Regions from separate parts of the Homo sapiens genome. Here all the other regions are linked to region 2. Evidence: chromatin contacts called from ENCODE Hi-C or POLR2A ChIA-PET data. All regions are on one chromosome and are shown on one strand. Each heading gives the region's core, a stretch centred on a gene start or an enhancer-like site at or near the end of the contact. The rest is flanking DNA. Distances are from core to core; before and after follow the strand shown. Region 1 overlaps TRAF3 (TNF receptor associated factor 3). Region 2 overlaps TRAF3 (TNF receptor associated factor 3). Region 3 overlaps TRAF3 (TNF receptor associated factor 3).

Region 1 (3,521 bases), core at 779-3,278, 50 kb after region 2:
GCAGACCAAAAAAAATTTTTTTAATTAAAAATTTTTTTTAAATTAAGCAGGTGTGGTGGCTCATACTCGTGGTCCCAGCTACTTGGGAAGCTGACATGGGCGGATCACTTGAACCCAGGAAATCGAGGCTGCAGTGAGCTGTGATTGTACTACTGCACCTCAGCCTGGGTGACAGAGTGAGACACTGTCTCAAAACAAACAAACAAAAATAGCTGCATTTGTTGGGTGCCTGCTAACTGCCAAGAGTTTTCTACACATACCAACACACTAACATGGCATATACTGACCCACCTATAAGCTGGGTATCTATAGCACCACAATCCTTATCCAAAACCGAGGCCAGATGTGTTTCAGAGTTCAGAATTTTTTGAATTTTAGAAAGGAAATATTGTACGCATATTTTATATATTATATATTATATAACACTCCAGGGAAGTCTGAGGCAGTAACCATAAGAAAACACATTAATTCACCGGGTGTGGTGGCTCTTGACTGTAATCCCAGCACTTTGGGAGGCCGAGGTGGGAGGATCACTTGAGTCTAGGAGTCTGAGACTAGCCTAGGTAACAAAGTGAGAAGACACGGAGTCTCGTTCTGTCGCCCAGGCGGGAGTGCCGTGGCGCGATCTCCGCTCACTGCAAGCTCCGCCTTCCGGGTTTACGCCATTCTCCTGCCTCAGCCTCCCGAGTAGCTGGGACTACAGGCGCCCGCCACTGCGCCCGGCTAATTTTTTGTATTTTTAGTAGAGACGGGGTTTCACCGTGGTCTCGATCTCCTGACCTCGTGATCCGCCCGCCTTGGCCTCCCAAAGTGCTGGGATTACAGGTGTGAGCCACCGCGCCCGGCCAGAACCCTTTCTTTACAAAATTTAAATTAAAAAATCAGCTGGGTGTGGCGGCACAAGCCTGTAGTCCTCGCTACTTGAGAGGCTGAGGTGGGAAGATCTCTTGAGATCAGAAGTTCAAGGCTGCAGAGAGCTTTGATCACACCACTGATTCTAGCCTGGGCAACAGAGCAAGAGTCTTCTCAAAAAAAAAAAAAAAAAAAAGGAAAAGAACAGGAAACATGTTAATTAACCATCTGTGGTAAAATAATGAAATATTCATATTAAGTGGAATAGAGATTATAAATAGCCTCACATAAGTTCAGGCCAAGTGGCACCAAATCTATGAAAAAACATTCCATTTTCAGAGGCTCTGGGGTTTCAGCACTGTGGCTGAGGAACTGGGGCCTGCACCATCGCACTCACTTTATGTGCTACGGTCCTGGTTCAGAAAGGCCAAATAACTTGGTCAAGTTCATGCAGCTGGGAAAGAAGAGAGGCAAGGTATGAACCCCGACTCTCTCACCCAAAGCCTGCACGGTGCTTCTCACACTTAAATGAACGCAATGATCACCTAACAGCCTCTCTGAGAGCTGACTGTGAGTCGGCAGGTCTGAGGCAGGGCCTGGGAAACTGCATTCCTAAAGCACTGGGGCTCCTGGAGGGAATGTGCTGCTTCCACTGGACCAGAGGCTCCCAGTCCAGCAGGGCATCAGCACTCCCAGGAGTTCTTTAAAAATTCCCTCTAAATCTGAATTTCCAGGGTCTTAACTGATAGAAATTGTATGGGTGGGGGCCTCAGTTTTTGTGGTCATTTCTAATAGCCCATTAAGAGAAATAAATCACTAATAAAGTAGGGCTCTGAGAAGGCAGCCCGCAAGCCCAGTCAGGAGTTCCCCTTGGAGTCCCTACTTTCCATCAAAGGAGTCTAGGAAGATTCCAGCAATGACCACAAAATGTTATTAAATTCCTCAGAGACAACATACCCCAGCCATCCCAGGTTCTGGGGATCACAGCATTTTTCACCCTCCCTTGGAATCAACAAAATCCTACACATACCACACTAAAGGCCAAGTTCTAGAGGACAACCACAAACAAATGTGAAAACTATTGCTGCCTGGCAGCTGACAGAAGGAAATACTTAGCAGAAGACTATGAGAAAAGAAGTGCTTGGCCAAGAGCAGTGGCTCAGCCTGTAATTCCAGCACTTGAGATGCCAAGGCACGCAGGTCCTTTGAGGGCAAGAGTTCAAGACCAGCCTGACCAACATGGTGAAACCCCATCTCTACTAAAAATACAAAAATTAGCCAGGTATGGTGGCATGTGCCTGTAGTCCCAGCTACACAGGAGGCTGGGGCAGAAGAACTGCCTGAATCTGGGAGACGGAGGTTGCAGCGAGCAGAGATCGCACCATTGCACTCCAGCCTGGGCGACAGAGTGAAACTCCGTCTCAAAAAAACAAACAACAACAACAACAAAAACAAGTAAAGAAGTGCTAACACTTGGGCTAGGCTACACTGTGGGAATGAATTCATGAACTGAATGGAATCTGCACATACTTAATCAAACTGTGTATTCTGAATTATGCTCACGAGATGCTAAGATGGAAAAGAACATGAGTGGTAGTGCAGCTGGTTCCTCCCGCTGTGTCAACTCTCTGCAGGTCCTCTGATGTCTGCTAAGCTCCTCCCAAATGTACCCATCATGAGAAAGACTCTGAGCAGGACTTCCACAGCACTAATCTCCCCCCAATGCCACCAGACTCTTAATTCTGCTTTCAGTAGTCCAAATCAGCCACTGCTTCTCACACCCAGTCTCAGGTCACTTCTGATATGACATGTATGTACCCCAGCCTGGTCACCACCCTAATGCTGGTTCTCTGCAGAAGCTCATTTGGTTAAATTCCTCATGTAAACTGAACAAGAGTCCTATTCTGACCTCGGTATTAGCTTTTGATAATTACTAATCCTGTAATTTGTCCTTTTTTTGTTCTATTGCCTCCTTCATAAAGTGTCACGTTCCAGACTGAAACTGGCAGTCTGAATTTCCTGAGAACACAGAATGCCTCATGGAGCATTTTTATGCATTTACCTAGCACTGTAACAGCAGGACTGGCACCCATGAAGTGCTTTACAAAGGTCTGCTGAGGCCGGGTACAGTGGTCATGCCTATAATCCCGGCCATTTGGGAGGCCGAATCAGGAGGATCACCTGAACCTAGGAATTTGAGACCAGCCTGGGCAACATAGAGGCCCCATCTCTACAAAAAAAATTTTGTTTTTGAGACAGGGTCTCGCTCTGTCGCCCAGACTGGAGTGCAGTGGTGCGATCTCAGCTCACCACAACCTCTGCCTCCCAGATTCAAGCTGTCCTCCTACCTCAGCCTCCTGAGGAGCTGGAACTAATGGCACACGCCACCACACCTGGCTAGTTTTTATATTTGTTTTATAGAGATGAGGTCTCCATAAAGCCCAGGCTGGTCTCAAACTCCTGAACTCAAGCAATCTGCTCACCTTTGCCTCCCAAAGTGCTGGGATTGCAGGTGTGAGCTACCGTACCTGGCCCAAAAAATGTTGGAAACTTAGAAAGTGAGGATCACTTGAGACTGAGAGGTCGAGGCTACAGTGAGCTGTGATCGCACCACTGCACTCCAACCTGGGCAACAGAGCAAGACCCAGTCTCAAAAAAAAAAAAAGGGT
Region 2 (3,611 bases), core at 506-3,005:
CTGTATTTTTAGTAGAGACGGGCTTTCACCATCTTGGCCAGGATGGTCTCAATCTCCTGACCTCGTGATCCGCCCACCTCGGCCTCCCAAAGTGCTGGGATTACAGGCCTGAGCCACTGCGCCCGGCCCTGTGATGGTAAATTCTAATCTGTGACCATATCTGGTCCGTTCACACTGAGCTGTGGACAGGCAGGAATCCCGTGTCTTCCACACACAGACCTATCACCAGAAGTGGCAAGAAATAAGTGAGATTGCATATTTGGAAGGATTGTAAAAACCTTTGATTAGATTTCTTGATTTAAACATAAATACCTTTACTTCACTTGCTTATATATGGGTATAAAAATAGTTAAGTTCTATTTTTATCCTAAAATTTAGATATGACAATTATAAGTTAATGGCAATTCTACAATATTTATAATAATTATTGTGCTGATAAAGAAAAATTATGCAAATTCAGTTAAATGCATTAAAGATGGTATTTGAGGCAACTTTTAGTAACTTGCCAATTAATGTTTGGCATCCTGATTTGGGGGAGCAGCTTGCAGGTTCCAATGCCCAGATGCTGGACACATGCGCCTCTGGTTAGCACGGCAATCATACACATGCTGGGAATCTGAGGCCACTGCCTATTTAATAGCCCACTGCCTATCCTCACTGAGCATCAGGTTTGAGAAGATGTTTGCTTCCACACAGAGAGAAATGTACTGCTGAATGGCAACAACAGATCCACTAAGCAAAGACAGTGCTAAGAAAATTACAATGAAGGGAATTGTGTGACTAAAAAATGGCACCTATGCCAGTGCACTTTGAGCTAAGGAAGGGCCAAGACCAGAAACTACCAGGAGCGCAGCATCTGGCACTCTGAGCGCTGTAACTTTTTTTTTTTTTTTTTTTTTTTTAGACGGAGTCTCACTCTATCGCCCAGGCTGGAGTGCAGTGGCGCAATCTTGGTTCAATCCTACGCCTCCCAGGTTCAAACGATTCTCCTGCCTCAGCCTCCTGAGTAGCTGGGATTACAGGTGTGTGCCACCATGCCCAACTATTTGTATTTTTAGTAGAGACAGGGTTTCACCATGTTGGCCAGGCTGGTATTGAACTCCTGACCTCAAGTGATTCACCCATCTCGGCCTCCCAAAGTGCTGGGATTACAGGTGTGAGCCAGCACGCTCGGCCTGCAATTCTTATTCTGCAGTCTTCTTTAAGCAGAATTTTTACTCTATTACTTTACTTACTGTTTGCTACAGTCTTAGACATGAATTTACTGTATTTTGAGGTCTTGTTTTTAGCTAAATGAAAGGCATCTCTAATTATTTAAGAAAATTCTTTCATAAAAGTTTAGTTTGTAGTCAGCTACTCAGGAAGGCCCTCACTCACAGCTGAGGCATATCCATACCTAGTACAGCAAAGAGGTGGACTGGATTCCTTTCACTTTCTTCTATGCCTCCATTACCCTAATGATTTGTTTTATGTTCCCCAGTTCCATGATTTTAGTTGAGTTACACTGTAATTAGAATTTAAAAACTGGAAACAAAAGTACATCTGCTGACAAAAGGGTGCTCCAAGAGCTGGAAAGCCCGGGGAAAACCAAAAAAGGGAAGCATCAGATAAACAAAGCAAAAGGCTCCTGCCGCAAGAAAGCACAAAACACGACACACATGGAGAAAAGCAGCTCAACATCAAGCCCAGCAGGGCAATTAAAGGTATCGTCCAAGTGATGCCAATAAAGGGAGAAGGGCAAAGATCACGAACAGACAGGTGTGCCCTGCTGATAAGAAAGCTTTCTGAAAATCCACATTCATGCAAACATTTCAGCATACTGACTCTGTTCCTGGTACCTGATGCCAAATGTTCCACTGCGGGAGAGGGCCCACAGTCAGCATCCTGGGCAAGTAACAGGAGGCTGGATTCTTACCAGACAGGCAGGCAGAACACAGTCACACATGAAAAGCCCCCTTAGGACAGGGAGGGAGAGACACACAGACCAAGTGACTCAGGCAGACTCCTAGGAAAGAACCTGATTAAATCACAGTATAACACATGGTCTTAAAGCCTTTGAGAAAACAATAGTTATTTGGGGCCCAGCATTGTCAGTATCCCTTGGTTCATAAGAGTTAGGATTTTTAAAAAGTATTCATTCAATCCTTATTATATGCAAAGACACTGTGCCTCTTTTGGCCCACGACCAGAGTCCTGCCATCTGGACAGGAAGCAGCGAGAGGAGCCAAGGGCTCAGTCCACTCGATATGCAACCAAGTGCAGGCAGCACTTCTCCAGATGGAGGCTTCCCCTAGGTCACGCCTGCCACATGGGGCTGGAGCCCCGGGGCTGTATAAGGGGCAGAAGTTGCAAATGTGATAAGGTTCATCTTCCTGGAGTGTCAACTGTATTTGAAGACGTGAAAAGCATAAAACATGGCCATATTGAGAAGCAGATTATAATGTTTCGATCAATTGTTAGAATAAAACATGAGATTTCAAAAAACACTAGATCTGCCAGGCGCCATGGCTTAAGCTTGCAGCATACTTTGGGAGGCGGAGGTGGGAGGACTGCTTGAGGCCAGGAGTTCAAAACCAGCCTGGGCAACATAGCAAGACCCCATGATTTTTAAATAAAAAAGACAAAAGGAAAAAACAACAACAACAACACTGGATCTCACATCAGTGCAGATGTGTGCCTCCTGGTGAGGGCATCACGCACCTCTGAAGTACCTGTGCTGAAAGGCTGAGCCAGAAAGCGATCGAGCCTCTATATCCACCCACAGGCAGAAGAACATGTCCAGTGGAAACAGCAAAGGCCAGAATGAGGGAACTTCTGACTACTGAACAATCAGCCTGGATTTTCCAACAAATAAAATGCAAGGAAAAAAGGGATGGGGAAAAGTATTCTATTGATTAAGAGACTTAACAGACCTATCAGTTAACTGCAATTATTTGGACGCTGCTTCAAACAAACTAAAAATACCAGAGACTATTGGAGAAAATTGAATGGTACTATTATGAGATCATGATTATAAATGAAATTTAAACAGCAGTTTTCTTGACACTTTTCAATTTATCAAAAATAGCTATGTATTAAATCTCACTTTGGATGCAAACATTTCAAACTTCTTATACTTATTTTTAACATTCTAACATATGAAAGATTATTATTATGTTTTAAAGGGACAGGGTCTTGGTCTATGGCCAGCCTGGGCAGCAGTGGCATGATCCTAGCTCACTGCAGCCTGGAACTCCTGGGCTCAAGTGATCCGCCTGCCTCAGCCTCCCATGTAGCTGGGACTACAGGCACACACCACCACCCCCAGTTAATTATTTTATTTTTTTAGACAGAGTTTCACTGTGTTGCCCAGGCTGGTATCGAACTCTTGGGCTCAAGAGATCCTCCCACCTCAGCCACTCAATCACAAGTTAGAGACTGAAACACAGAGTAATTTCTTTTCTTTCAAACTCCTAGAGAAAGATGTTAAGGAGCAAATAGTTCTTGTATCAAAAAATGCAATACTCCATGAGGCAGGTCACACCCCCAGGCTGCCTGTGCCTTCCTTGCAGTGGGGAACCTTCTAGGGAAGGGTAGGGCCGAGAGATTTTGGAAAGTAGGCCTTGGACAAA
Region 3 (3,108 bases), core at 384-2,883, 49 kb before region 2:
TTTTTTCTTTGAGACAGTCTTGCTCTGTCACCCAGTCTCGAGTGCAATGGCGCAATCTTTGCTCACTGCAACCTCTGCCGCCTGGGTTCAAGTGATTCTTCTGCCTCAGCCTCCCGAGTAGCTGGGATTACAGATGCCTGCCACTGCGCCCAGCTAATTTTTCTATTTTTAGTAGAGACGGGGTTTCGCCATCTTGGCCAGGCTGGTCTTGAACTCCTGACCTCGTGATCCACCCGCCTCGGCCTTCCAAAGTGCTGGGAATATGGGTGTGAGCCACCGTGTCCGGCCTACCGGCCTAGGCTGTCTTTTTTTTTTTTTTTTTTTTTTTCCGAGACGGAGTCTTGCTCTTTCTCCCACGCCTGACTGCAGCGGCGCTATCTCGGCTCACTGCAAGTTCCGCCTCCCGGGTTCACACCATTCTCCTGCCTCAGCCTCCCGAGTAGCTGGGACTACAGGCGCCCACCACCGCACCTGGCTAATTTTTTGTATTTTTAGTAGAGACGGGGTTTCACCGTGTTAGCCAGGATGGTCTCGATCTCCTGACCTCATGATCCGCCCGCCTCGGCCTCCCAAAGTGCTGGGATTACAGATGTGAGCCACTGCATCCGGCCTGGCTGTCTTCTTAATAAAGAAAAACAGGATATTTAAGAAGTAAAATATTAAGAACTCATCGTTCCCCGGACAGGCAAAAAAGCAAAGACACTCTTGAATTCCACTCCTTGACCCCCTGCCTGCACCCCCACTGCCACAGCCAGGCCATCGGGCCCTCTGTGCTTCGACTCCCGCCATCACCAGGGCTTTAGGGTCTACTGGAGAATCAGACAAGGAAGAAAGAAGAAGACCCCAAGTGACGTGTGCCCTCATCACCTAGCTGGTCCACAAACATGGCTGGAGGAGTGCCTGGAGCTGGCCAGGAAGGGAAGCAGGAGAAAAAGACATCTGTGCAGCAGCATGGAGCTTGTCAAGGAACAATGAGCGGGTCCACTTTAGCGCAGGGAGTGGGGCGAAGCTGGGAAGGTGACCGGTGGCCAGGCACAGAGGTTTTCTGGGCCACAGTAAGATTTTACGATAAACCCTTCCTGGGGCAACAGGAAGGGCTCTGAGGATGAAACAGTGGGGAACACGGCTGAGCTGGGCTGCTGCTCAAGAGGGTAGGCGGGGCCTGCAGCAGCAGAGGGATGGCCTGGCCCCGTGCAGCTCCCACACAGCCAGCACCTCTGGGCATCAGAAGGCTTTCAATCAGCATTTCCTGAGGATGGACAGTGCAGAATCCTCCTGGCCAAAGACCACCAACCCCACAGTGGTCCCAAAGGTAACACTGAATTTCCCCTTTCAAAAAACCACACGGTTGGAAGGACCTTCTGTGTAGACCACGCCTGCTCAACAGGTCACATGGAGAAGAGTTTTCACATGTTTCAGGCAGAGCCGTGTCCCTGCACTCAGGGGAATCAGGCGCGGGCAGCCTGCTCTGAGTCCCTTCCCTAAACACAACCTGCTCTCCGCCACGCCCAGCCTCCTGTGGGGAAGAGGCAGGTGCGCCATCACCTTCTACTCGTCACAGGTCAAGGGACACTGACCGCTGCCGTCACCACTCCATCCTCACTTCTCTGCCCTTGGCAACTTGGCTTCCCCCTTTCTTTCTGACTTATGCTTCATTGGTTCATCCAATCACAAAAGTTTTCAAGTAGAAATCACATACCATAGAGTGATTAAACTCGACTAAAAAGGAAAGTAAATGACAACACCTGACTGGAAGGGGAGAAACTGAAGATGAATGCAGAGGAAATGTGAGGTTTGGGATGGGGCGTTGGTACATCACTGTGTATATTCTAACTTTTTGTTGTAAATGAATCCAGTACTTGTGCATTCTTCCTTCTGTTGTGGCTATTTTAAGAGGTGATTTCCCCGGCCTTTCCAGTGCCTCTCTGAGCCCCAGGTCAAAACACAGCAATAATCTCATGAACAGCCAGAGCTGCTTGCCAGGGAGCGCAGGTGCAGGCGGGCCACAGGATGGCCAGGGCCCCGCAGCAGTGGCCTGACCAGTCGCCTTGGCCAGTCTGATGACTGACACATCACTGGGCCCTCAGCAAAATGCTAGGGGCTTCCAGCGGGAGGCTTGGTGTTTTAAGAAACATTGTACTTTATTTGGCTTGATTTAATGCTAATGACTTGTGCCTTTTCTAATACAATCTAATGTTTCATTGTGTTTTCTCCTTCTCTCTCTGGATAACTACAAAATATAATAAAAATGAAATTAATTTAATAAATCCCTACGCAATTCAAGTCACTATGACTCATCTCCAATGTCAAAAATTGGAGAAAAGGCATTCTCAAAGATGCCATGACTCTGTGCTATTAGAAGTAGTTTCTCTTCCAGATAATCTAGGGACACACCGTCTAAGTTCAGGCCCTTCAGTGACATGAGTGATTCTTCCACGGTGTGTGACACACCCATGGGAAGTGCTATCACAAATGCACACGAGTAAGTGAATGTGCAGAGAGCATCTACAATGATCATCTATTAACAAGCACCCCACAGACACCTGTGACGACAGAAGACAGGAGAAGCGACATTTCATCAGTCCCCTTTACATCATCGCCTCTATTCAGGGGAGCAAAGGTTCACTGGTTTGTTCTTCTGGAGGTGCGTGTGGATTTCCACAGTGAAACCCAGCGGGTGAGCGCGTGTCACTGGAAAGCTCACACAGAGTAGCTGGGCTGCACAGCACCTCACTGCAGGAAGTGAGACTTTGCACACAGCAACTACTCATGAACAATATGAAATCTTAAATAATAAAAACAGCTAATTTAACAAATACAAGCTTCGCATCTTATTTCTCCAACGGTAGATCAAAGGCATGGAAGAGGGGTGGAGGCTTGCTCTCCAGAGAAAAGGCAGTTTGAAAACGCTGACCTGCGGCTTCCCAGGCCGGGCCTGTGCTAGTCCAGCTGCCTTTTCTAAGCCTTCACTTAGGCCAGAGAAATCAGTTGCCTTTCTGCTTGCAAAGGTCAAGGACTCAGCTCAAAGAGTTTGCTAAGAAACCCTTAAGGGGAACACAGGCAAGCTCCTCCACCCTTTGATCTGGCCGTAGTCCTAAGATTCTTACC

Evidence for each region. A loop is a pair of places that touch in the nucleus more often than their neighbours do. ChIA-PET counts read pairs that join two places held with the same protein, here RNA polymerase II (POLR2A). Pooled maps may share reads with other maps.
Region 1: a map of astrocyte of the cerebellum shows a loop between it and region 2 (2.9-fold over the local background). The contact joins two enhancer-like sites. A Hi-C loop is called at or near these places in 2 of 168 maps with a recorded cell type or tissue (astrocyte of the cerebellum and naive thymus-derived CD4-positive, alpha-beta T cell) and 3 of 50 pooled maps. POLR2A ChIA-PET finds 5 or more read pairs at or near these places in 9 of 52 experiments (HEK293T, T-cell, activated B cell and 5 more).
Region 3: a loop to region 2 is called in a map with no recorded cell type, with 2.1 times the contacts of the local background. The contact joins two enhancer-like sites. A Hi-C loop is called at or near these places in 1 of 37 single-sample maps with no recorded cell type and 2 of 50 pooled maps. POLR2A ChIA-PET finds 5 or more read pairs at or near these places in 5 of 52 experiments (AG04450, GM12878, PC-9 and 1 more).

The regions. Positions count from the first base shown.
Region 1 is chr14:102,798,223-102,801,743 of GRCh38, reverse strand. All of the region lies in intron 1 of TRAF3 (TNF receptor associated factor 3), which reads right to left. Among named protein-coding and RNA genes, the nearest start is that of TRAF3, 23 kb to the right of the region's middle. RefSeq lists an enhancer at 2,877-2,926. Within about 2 kb of position 2,028, at least 2 of the 41 ENCODE cell types and tissues checked have a DNase peak (open chromatin) inside an H3K27ac peak, as active enhancers do.
Region 2 is chr14:102,847,980-102,851,590 of GRCh38, reverse strand. The region is part of intron 2 of TRAF3 (TNF receptor associated factor 3); the gene reads right to left. Among named protein-coding and RNA genes, the nearest start is that of TRAF3, 72 kb to the right of the region's middle. Within about 2 kb of position 1,755, at least 15 of the 41 ENCODE cell types and tissues checked have a DNase peak (open chromatin) inside an H3K27ac peak, as active enhancers do.
Region 3 is chr14:102,897,401-102,900,508 of GRCh38, reverse strand. It overlaps TRAF3 (TNF receptor associated factor 3), which reads right to left. Exons shown (of 12, transcript NM_145725.3): 10 at 3,108. Among named protein-coding and RNA genes, the nearest start is that of AMN, 24 kb to the left of the region's middle. RefSeq lists an enhancer at 1-325. Within about 2 kb of position 1,633, at least 4 of the 41 ENCODE cell types and tissues checked have a DNase peak (open chromatin) inside an H3K27ac peak, as active enhancers do.